2 separate regions of the Homo sapiens genome follow, and region 1 is linked to region 2. Evidence: read pairs that join two places in POLR2A ChIA-PET (ENCODE). Cell type or tissue: K562. All regions are shown on one strand.

The links. ChIA-PET counts read pairs that join two places held together with the same protein. Peaks named below come from ENCODE experiments on the same cell type or tissue, not always from the same donor. Only the 100,000 strongest peaks of a DNase experiment are listed, where the experiment ranks them.
Region 1: POLR2A ChIA-PET joins it to region 2 with 6 read pairs; 2 of 35 experiments call an interaction of 5 or more read pairs at or near these places.

The regions. Positions count from the first base shown.
Region 1 is chr11:70,785,758-70,790,757 of GRCh38, forward strand. The region is part of intron 14 of SHANK2 (SH3 and multiple ankyrin repeat domains 2); the gene reads right to left. Among named protein-coding and RNA genes, the nearest start is that of SHANK2-AS3, 75 kb to the right of the region's middle. RefSeq lists an enhancer at 2,428-3,627. In K562, no CTCF peak of the experiment used is centred here; a DNase peak (open chromatin) is centred at 2,744.
Region 2 is chr11:70,624,124-70,629,123 of GRCh38, forward strand. All of the region lies in intron 17 of SHANK2 (SH3 and multiple ankyrin repeat domains 2), which reads right to left. SHANK2-AS1 (SHANK2 antisense RNA 1) reads left to right here and starts at 2,441. Exons shown (of 3, transcript NR_174950.1): 1 at 2,441-2,900. In K562, no CTCF peak of the experiment used is centred here; no DNase peak of the experiment used is centred here; H3K27me3 peaks cover 2,733 bases.

The sequences.
Region 1 (5,000 bases), 160 kb after region 2:
CAAAGCAAGAGAGGTAACAGCGGCCTTGGGCATCATCCCCCATCTCGGGCACCAGGCTGCCCAAACAAAAGCCGAGATTAATTTGCACCAGGTCGAGGGAGTGGACATGGGGATGCTCTGTCCGCTTCAGGGACTCTTTGGTTTCTAAGCAGGGGCTCAAAGAGGAGGGGTTCCACTATCAGCTGAGGGTGGTCGCCTGGGACCACTGATGGGCTGGTGTCCTACCTGCTATGCACAGATGGGCCCGGGACCAGACCTCTAGCAGTGTAGAGGTTCCCACACTGCAGCCCAAGTCTCCTCTCAGGGTAAGCGGGACCGTGCCAGAATTTCCAACAAACACCAGGAGTAACTTTCAAGTGGAAACACAGCTGGCACGGGCAGCACAGGGCTTATAAATGACGGGGCAATAAAGTGGAATTATGACCTTTGCACCTGTCCTTTGCTTCTGTGCCTTTCTCCTCTGCAGCCACCCTGGGCTGTCTCTGGCCTGGCCTCCTTTTACAATGGAGCTGGGGGTAGGACAGTCTATTAGACCAAGCCTCACAAAGCAGGGAAGCAGATGGGCAGGGGCTGGGTGGAGGTGAGGGCAGAGCAGGAGTGACAATGACCTGCTACTGTAGCCACAGTGCCCTGCATGGCCAGAGCCTTGGTGGTGCTGGTGTTCCCAGGTATTACTATCAGGAAGCCCATTCCATCAGTGCTGTTGGTAACAATTCTTGTATGCGTATGGACTTTTATACCTTTACATTCTTCTCTGTGAGCCACTGCAACAACCCTGCAGGGCGTGTCTATCTGCAGGGCATATAAATCCAACTTACAGATGAGAAAGCTGAGACATACAAGGGTAAAATAATTTTTCTCAAGGGCACCAAGTGTGGTGTTGATTTCTTTACATCAAGAGGGGATGTGAGGAAAGAAATGAAATTTCAAGAACTAGAAGGGGAAAGCCAGGAACCTCCTCCAAACAAAGGGAAGGCTGCACAGGGCTGGGATGAGGAAGAATATTTGTTCATGGCCAGAGCAGTAGCGTTCACCAAGGTGGAGTGCCAGACTTGACTAGCATCATCCCTTTATCATCTTAAAACCTCTGACACCATCACCACCAGCATCATTGCTAGTCACATCACTACCACCATCAATCACCATGACTATCACCATCAATAGAATCACTACCATCATCACCAACAAAAACAGCATCACCACTATCATCACCATGACCACCACCACCAGCATCACCACCAGCATCACCACGACCACCATCACCAGCATCACCATCATCACCAAGATCACCACCATGAGCATCACCATCAGCACCATGACCACCACCACCAGCATCACCACCATCATCACCATGACCACCACCAGCATCACCACCATCACCAAGATCACCACCACCAGCATCACCACCACCAGCATGACCACCACCAACACCAGCATCACCAACATCATCACCATGACCACCACCACTAGGATCACCACTATCATCGCCGTGACCACCACCACCAGCAGCATCACCACCATCATCACCATGACCACCACCACCAGCATCACCACCATCATCACCATGACCACCATGACCACCACCACCACCAGCATCACCACCAGCATCACCATGACCACCACCACTAGGATCACCACTATCATCACCGTGACCACCACCACCACCAGCATCACCACTGTCATCACCAAGACCACCACCACTAGGATCACCACTATCATCACCGTGACCACCACCACCAGCATCACCACCATCATCACCAAGACCACCACCACCAGCATCAACACCATCATCACCATGACCATCACCATGACCACCACCACCAGCATCACTACCATCATCGCCATGAGCACCACCACCAGCATCACCACGATCATCACCATGACCGCCACCAACACCACCACCACCATAAACAGCATCACCATGGCTGCCATCAACTACTTATCATCATTACCACCACCACCACCACCCCTGGTCCCTGACTCCAAGGCCACAAAATCTTAACATCTCAGAGGCTGGCTGACCCTGGGGATGCTCCAGCCTCCAGGTAAAGGAAACAGATGTCAGCTCAGATGTATCTATGTTTAGGTCCTGGGCCGGCCACCCCTGCTTCTGAGCAAGTCACTCACCATCTCTGACCTCGTGTCAAATGGACTAACATCACTGCATGCCCCCCTCCCAAGTTTACTCTGAGGATCACATGAGTTACCTATAAACATCAAATGAGAGGTGAGAGGATGCAACCACAGGGACAAGGTTTGGAACTGTGTGCTCTGAAAAGGCTGGAACGATAACGTTACATGGCCTGCAGGATGGCGGAACATGACTTACTCCAGTGCATACATGATATGGCTCCCGAGGGAGAGCAGGTGGATCCCAGAAGCTGACCTAGTGTTGAACTGGGAGGTGTGACAGCCAAGAGGACAGGTCCCCCACCAGGGCCATTGTGGATGAGGACTTTCCTCATTGTGTCGTCTTCTTATCAATGGCCACAGACAAGAAATCTCAAAGGACAGTGGCCCCAAGTCACTTGTGACTTCAGCAGCTTCCCTTTATCCATGGTTTCACTTTCTGAGGTTTTAATCACCCACGGTCAACTGAAGTCTGAAAATATTGAACAGAAAAGTCCAGAAATAAACAGTTGAAAAGTTTTCAATTGCATGCCATTCTGAGTAGCGTGATGTCGAGTGCCGTTCCGCCCGGGGGAAGTGACTCATCCCTTTGTCCAGCGCACTCCTGCTGTCCACACCACCCACTGGTTAGTCACTTAGGAGCTGGCTCTGATATCAGACCAAAAACATGGTGTATGCAGTACAGGGCAGTACAGGGTTCAGCGCTGTCCCCCATTTCAGGCACCCAATGGGGGTCTTGGGAGGTAGCCCCTGAAGATAACAGGGGACTGCTGCAGTCACAAAAGAGTTGGTAAAACCAAGAGGTCCCCATCCTTCTCCTGCCCAGCCCTGACCCCAGGGTTGGATTTGGGAGGAGGAGATTTAAACTCCAAGTGTGTCCTGAAACCCCGACGAGGCCACACAGGGTGTCCTATAGGAGACAGGAGGTGACGGCTCCAGGTGTGGCTTCAGATGATAGAGGAGCAACGCACTGCTCTCAGGTCGATTTCTGGGAGGAGGAAACACATGCCAGCCTCACCACCACCCTGTCGGGTCCACACGATCTGAAGGAGAGATCCGAGAATGTTATGCCCATTAGTCCTTGGGGTGTGGGGCTGGTGGCGGTCCGGAGACACTTCTCAGAGCAAATGGCAATGCTAAGCTGTAAGATGCTCCCAGTAAGGGCCCCCTACGCTGGTAAATTAGAGAGTGGCTGGAAAGGAGAGTCCACGGCAGGGATTCTGAATGGGAACAGTCCATGGGAAGAGAGCTTGGGAATCTGGACAGCCTGGCACACATGCTTCCCAGACATACACAACACGTGTTTCCTTATGAATAAGCGGGGATCATAAAGGCACCTCCCATTAAGGGCAATTACGAGGCTCAAATGAGGTCCTGTCTCTTCTCCATTGAGTGCCACAAAAAAGTAGAAAAGACACACTGCAAACCACATCTGTTTCCTGGTCAGAGCTCTGACTTTCTGATCTAGATCCTATGCTTATGGCTAGCTTCTAGAAACTTCTAGAGAGCCATGGGGCCTATTCTTAAATGCAGACTTACCCCACAAGAGTGGCCAGTCAAGGGAAGGCACGGCTAATCCCATCCTACACTCACACCTTCTACCCAGTCGAGACCCCTGCACCAGGGAGTCAGCCAGAAGATTCCGGAAGCCCATTCTGCAGAGAATCCCATCAAGTCACTTCCTCGGTGGTCTCTGCAGCTGATTGAGGATCCCGACTCCAACAGGCTCTGGTGGTGCATACGGCACAGGACATGCCAAAACTACACTGGGTAGGTGCTGCTCATCTGGGTAGGTGCCCAGGAGTGAAGTAGGAGTTGAGAATGTGGCATCTTATGCCCCAGTCTGAGCTGCCTGGCTGTGAGGCCCCCACTCCTACCTCAGTGGCTTTCAGGTGACCAGATCCTACCTGTCTCTGGAGGATGGAAACAGGGATGTACAGCGGTGACTCATCACACCCATTTTCTCATCATGTTCTACATGAATGGTGCTCACTGATAGTCAAGTCTTTTGTTTGTTTCAGCAACTAAAATACGATTTGCTCTGGTGCTGCTTGGCCTTGTCATTTTCTCAGGGATAAACAGAGAGCCCTGGCCTGACAGTTTCCATGTACACATAAGATGTGTCGCTGAAAACTGCACACACGTGCATTGCATTCATTTTTCATAAACTGCCTCATCCATGGGTGCCAACTGATTACTTCGGAAATATTTTATCTTTGTTTCTTAGTCAAGATACATCAACAGGGGCACCCCTGATTTCAATGTGTAGAATTCTGAGGAGGAAGGATCAAGTGATTCTACAATCCACCAGCCTGAATTCACAGATGAGGAAATTGATGTCTTGGAAGATGCGGAAGGCAGTCAAGTCCCCAGTAGGGGAGGTGGGCACTGTCTCTCCACCCAGGGTGCATGTCCACCCAGGGCACTGTCTCTCCACCCAGGGTGCATAAAGAGGGTCAGCTTTATGGGCCAACGGACCAGGCTATAGCACCCAGTTATGCAGCCAAGCACTAGCCTAGGTGTTGCTGGGAGGGTATTTTGTAGATGTGGTTAACATTTACAGTCTGTTGGCTTGAAGTCAACATTTTTCTCAGTAATGTGGGTGGGCCTCCTCCAATCATTTAAAAGGCCTCAAGAGCAAAATTGAGGTTTCTTTGAGGAAGAAGAGATTCTGCATCAAGTTTGCAGCACCAGCTCCTGTCTGGGCGTTCCAGGCTGCTGGACTGCCCAGAGGATTTTAGACTTGCCTGTTCCCATGATCGGGTGAGCCAAGTCCTTGAAATGAGTCTCTTAATACATACGCTCTATCTGTATCTACATCTGTGTCTACGTCCTACTGGTTCTGTTTCTCTGGAGAATCTTGACTCAAA
Region 2 (5,000 bases):
GGAGCTTCCTGGGAGCCTGCAGCCTCAGGAGGGGCTGAGGCCGGGGGAGTGTGCAGGACTAACGGACACCATGCCTGCCACTTCCTGAGCTGAGGGCAGAGCTGATGGGGGCGGGCTGTCACCTGCATGGTCTTATTCCCAGGCTTGCATCCTACCCCTCTCCCCCATGGAGGAGGTGGGAATGGAGCAACGCCCCCAGCCAATCCCCTGGTTCCCTGGTGCTCCCAAGGGATTCCTGCCAGCTCTGCGGCCCTCAGACTTGAGGCCAGGGGGTGTTGGACACACTGCACCCCTCACAGAGAGAGGAACAACCATCCCCTCCTGCCTGAGCCAGGATTCACCCCCAGACATCCCTCAGAATCCATTTCCATCTTTCCAAAGAGATGCTCCCATGGCCACAACCTTCTTCAAAAAAAAAAAAAAGAAAAAGCCTCAAACCGTCTTTCCCTTAAGGCAGCAGTCCTCAGCCAGGGGTGATGGTGCCCCCCCAAACCCCAGGGAACCAGAGGAGGAACCAGGGAACCACGTGTCAACGTCTGGAGACATTCTTGGTTTTCACAACTGGGGGCTGGTGCTGGCATGGAGTGGGGAGAGGCCAGGCTGCTGCTGGACACCCCACAGTGTGCAGGAGGGGCCCGCAGCAGAGTGATCCTGCTAGAAACGTCCCCGGTGTCGTCCTGGGGCAACACTGTCCCAGTTCCACACCTGGCAGGGCGGCTCTGCGAAATGCCTCCACCCAGAGCCTGGTCTCTATCGGCTCCCTCACCTGGTGGCCTGCGGGGGGTGTCCCAAGGGTTCTCACCAGGAGTTTAGCCAATGTACAGTTTGAGAGAACAGCCCCCACAAGACCACCCTTCCTCAATTCAGACACCAGCTGCAAGTTCTGGGGGTCTCCAAGACCACCCTCAGGTTTGGTGATTTGTGGGAAAGACTCGTAGAACTCACTAAAAGCACCTATGCTCACAGTTATGGTTTATTACAGCAAAGGGATCCAGGCTGAGATCAGGCAAGGACAGGCAGGCGTGGGGGGCAGAGTCCAGGAGGGTCCAGACATGGGGTGTCTGCCGTCCTCCCTGGGAAAGTGGGGATAAGTCCCTCCCAGAGATGACGTGTGACAACACGCATGGGGCATTGCCGCCAGGGATGCTCCCAGACCTTTGGTGTCCCGAGTCTTTGCTGGGGCTCTGTCACACACTGCCTTGGTGGCAGGGCTTTAGTTTCCAGCTCCTCCTGGAGGTTAGGGCTAATCCTTCTGGTCTCCAGTTTCTTCTGGAGGTCCAAGCTGATGTGGCATGACCCAGAGCTCCCACCATAAATCACACTGTCAGACTGTCCAGCAGTCAAAGCCCCCAGGCAAACAGAGACACATACATCAGGCAGGATATTCTGGGAGCCCAGAGACCACCTCCCAGGAGGTGAAGGCAAAGGTTAGCTCTCTCTTTGGATCAAGTTGGTGCTTCACTACCCAGACCTCCCTCCCTCCATTTTAGATCAGAAAACTGAGGCCCAGACCTTAGGAAATCTGAGCAGGCTCTGAGCAGTGGAGGATGTGGGCTCTGAGCCAGTCCCTGCACTCTCCTCTTTTACTCAGGCCCCTCCGCTCCCCAAGTCCCCTGCCTCCCAGAGGTCCACAAGCCCAAGCTGGGGGAAATCTCAGTGCAGCCTCTTGGATCTCTGTGCAAAAATGAAAAAAAAAAAAAAAAAAAAAAAAAAAAGACACGTTTGTGCATAAAATACACACTGTAGAGGAAGGAAAAATGCAGGAAGAGAAGTTTCCAGTAATTCACCCCATGGCAACCACCAGGCCAGCGTGGGACCTGGAGTATTAATCCTCTAAACCTGGGGCCCCTCCCGCTCGGAGGGCTGAGGGCTGCAGGCCTCTGGGGCCTCCCCGCCTCCAGTTCCGCTGCCTTGTTCTCACTCCCAGGCAGCCTCCGTCCCAGCCTCCCATCCCGGCTGAGCATGGTACCCCGCACACACGGTTGCTAAGAAACCGTTGCCAAGAGTCACAACTCAGCTGGCAACGGAAAACACCCCCAGCAGCACCGTTTGCTGGGCCCATTTAGGAAGACATGTTTTCTGGTCCACTCAATGCCTCATCCTCTTTGCAAACATTTCAAACGTTTTCTTTTACATGGCTTCTAGATATCACTTAGCATGCACTCTATATTTAGGAACGGTTATGAAACAAACATATCACCCACAATATCTGCACTGACTATGGCATGAAGCCTGGTACTGGGATCAAGAGGCAGGGAGACACCAGGGAAAAATCCTGCCTCATATCACAGCGAAGCCTGGTGCTCCTGGCTGATTTGGGAGCTTGTCGGTAAGTCTCATCTGGTCAAGTTCGACAACCCCCAGGTGGCAAGCTTTACGCCACAAAGCCCATTGGACTGCAGGAAACAGGAAAGATGGACAGCTCTAGTCCTCGGCCAGAGGCAGAGCTCGTCAGTCAGTCTCATCTGGTCTAATCCCACAACCGCCGAGTGGCAAGCTTTATGCCACAGAGCCCACTGGACTGCAAGAAACAGGAGAGACCGATGGCTCCAGCCCTGGACCAGAGGCTACTATCCCTGTAGTACCTCTGAAAGGCCAATCCTTGTAGCAGCCCTGAAAGGTCCAGATGCAGCCCCTTATTCTGCAGAGGAGGAGTCCAAGGTGGCCCACCCACAGGAGGCAGAGCTGGCCTCTGTTGCTGTAGTGGAGAAATACTGCACCCCAAGCCACATCATGACACTCTTCAGCCCAGAGTGGGCAGCCTGAAGAGGAAAGACTCCATCCCAGCAAGGATGAAGGCTGCGGTTCCCAGGTCCTCCGTCAGCACGTATCTCATTTCCTGGGCACCCAAGACAGGGACCCCGGGAGGCCCTTTGGTTGGCTTTGGCGCAGCCGTGAAGGTCAGATGGGAGCCTGGAGGTGGGGGGCGTGGGGGTGGCATGGTGTTGGGGGACTTTGTCCCTGAAGTGTCTCCTCTCACAGCTCGCTCTAGCACTAAAGGTTCCTGTTTTTGAGGTTTGTGATATTAGAGTTGTTCCCCAAAATTCCGATTTTCCTCCTTCTTGGGCACACACAGGGCTGCAGGTCTCCACCCTCCTGAAGTTAGGTGCGGCCAAGTGAGCCGGCGGCTGCAGGGACGTGTGTCACTCCAGGAAAGATGAAGACCAACTCACCACCCACCACACTGCCCTTGAACCCAGATGTGGCAACTATAAATGGATGATGGTCCAGCTGGTGGGGGCGTCACCCAACCCGGTTCCTAAGTGAGGAGGGCAAAGGACAGCACCCAGCAGACCTGACAGGGCAGTGAGAGTGAGCAGGAAATAAGCCTTTGTTTTTTTAAGCCATGGCAACCTGGAGATTATTTGCTACTGCAGCCTAACCCCGCTGTCCTGACTGTTACAGGTCAGGTGGCTACAGCAGAATAGCCCTTATCCTAAACGCTTGGACTAGAAGTATTCTGGATTGCATATATTTTTGGATTTTGGAATATTTGCATGTACATTTGGTATATCTGCACATATAATCACATATATCCTGGAGATGGGACCCAAGTCTAAATATGAAATTCACGTATGCTTTATACACATAGCCTGAAGGTAATTTTATACAACATTTAAAGAATTTTGTGCATGAAACAGTTTTCATTGTGTTTTGACTGGGACTTACCCCATGAGGTCAGGCTTGGAATTTTATACCTGTGGCATCATGTTGATGCTCAAAAAGTTTGGGGTTTTAGAGCATTTTGGATTTTGGATTTTTAGATGAGCTCAACCTGGATTGGACCTCAAAGGGTGCCCTTATACAAGGTCAACATGCCTAGCAAGGAAGAGAGTTGTTTTTTGTTTTTTTTTGAAACAGAGTCTCGCTCTGTCGCCCAGGCTGGAGTGCAATGGTGTGAGCTTGGCTCACTGAAATAGCGGCCTTCCAGCTTCAAGCGATTCTCCTGCCTCAGCCTCCTGAGTAGCTGGGATTACAGGCGCATGCCACCATGCCCAGCTAATTTTTGTATTTTTAGTAGAGACGGGGTTTCACCATGTTGGCCAGGCTGGTCTCGAACTCCTGACCTCAGGTGATCCACCCGCTTCAGCCTCCCACCATGCCTGGCTGAGAGTTCTTAAAACTGAAGATCTCCCAGGTAAGCCCATCTTTGTGTGGCAGGATCCACAGGTTAGGCTGGGAGGGTCCGGGAGCAGAACGTGGAAGCCAAATTCTGACGGGCGCAGCAGGGGTGGAGGCTGATGGCACCAAAGTCGGGGGCGGAGAGGGCAGTAAACACATGTGCCCCCCTCTGTCCTACCCAGGCCTCGGTTTCCCTGCTCGCAAAGTAAGCATAGTCACTACTAAGCAGTGCCTTAATATATCAAGAGCTCTTTTCCCCGGGGCCTCCTTCAGTCCTTATAGTAGCTCTGAAATGTCCTGCAACAGCTCCCTATTTTGCAGAGGAGGAGCCTAAGGCGGCCCACCCATGGGAGGCAGAGCTGGCCTCGACGCCAGCCCCATGCTCACTCCACACCCAGCATCATGATGCTGCTGTCATCCCCCAACTTCCGGCTTCCCGAGCTCCAGGCAGTGGAGACCCACCATACAGCAGGCTGTTAGCACCGCCTCTGGGTGGTGAGGGGCTGCCGAAGTTTCGGCCCACCTGCCCTCCCCAGGACAGGCTCAAACTGAGTGTCTAGGAAGAGTCTCTTGACTAGGGGAGTGAACAGGTCCCAGAGGATCACAGTACTGCTGTGGGCTCTGGCTGGGTAAATCATCCCAGCTCTGGGGCTCTGGGCTGCAGCGCGGCAAGGCAGTGTGTTCTGCACAAAGACAGGATGTACTTGGGGAGAGGCTGTACCATTGTTGTGAGCGGAAGAGAAATTAATTTTAAGCCTGGAGTTGATTCCAGCCTGGGAGGGAAACGCCAACACTTGGAGAGGGATGGTTTCAGGCATGTGCGCGCCACAGCTCACGTGCTCACTGCAGCCTGAATTCAGTGGGGAAACGCGCCCCGG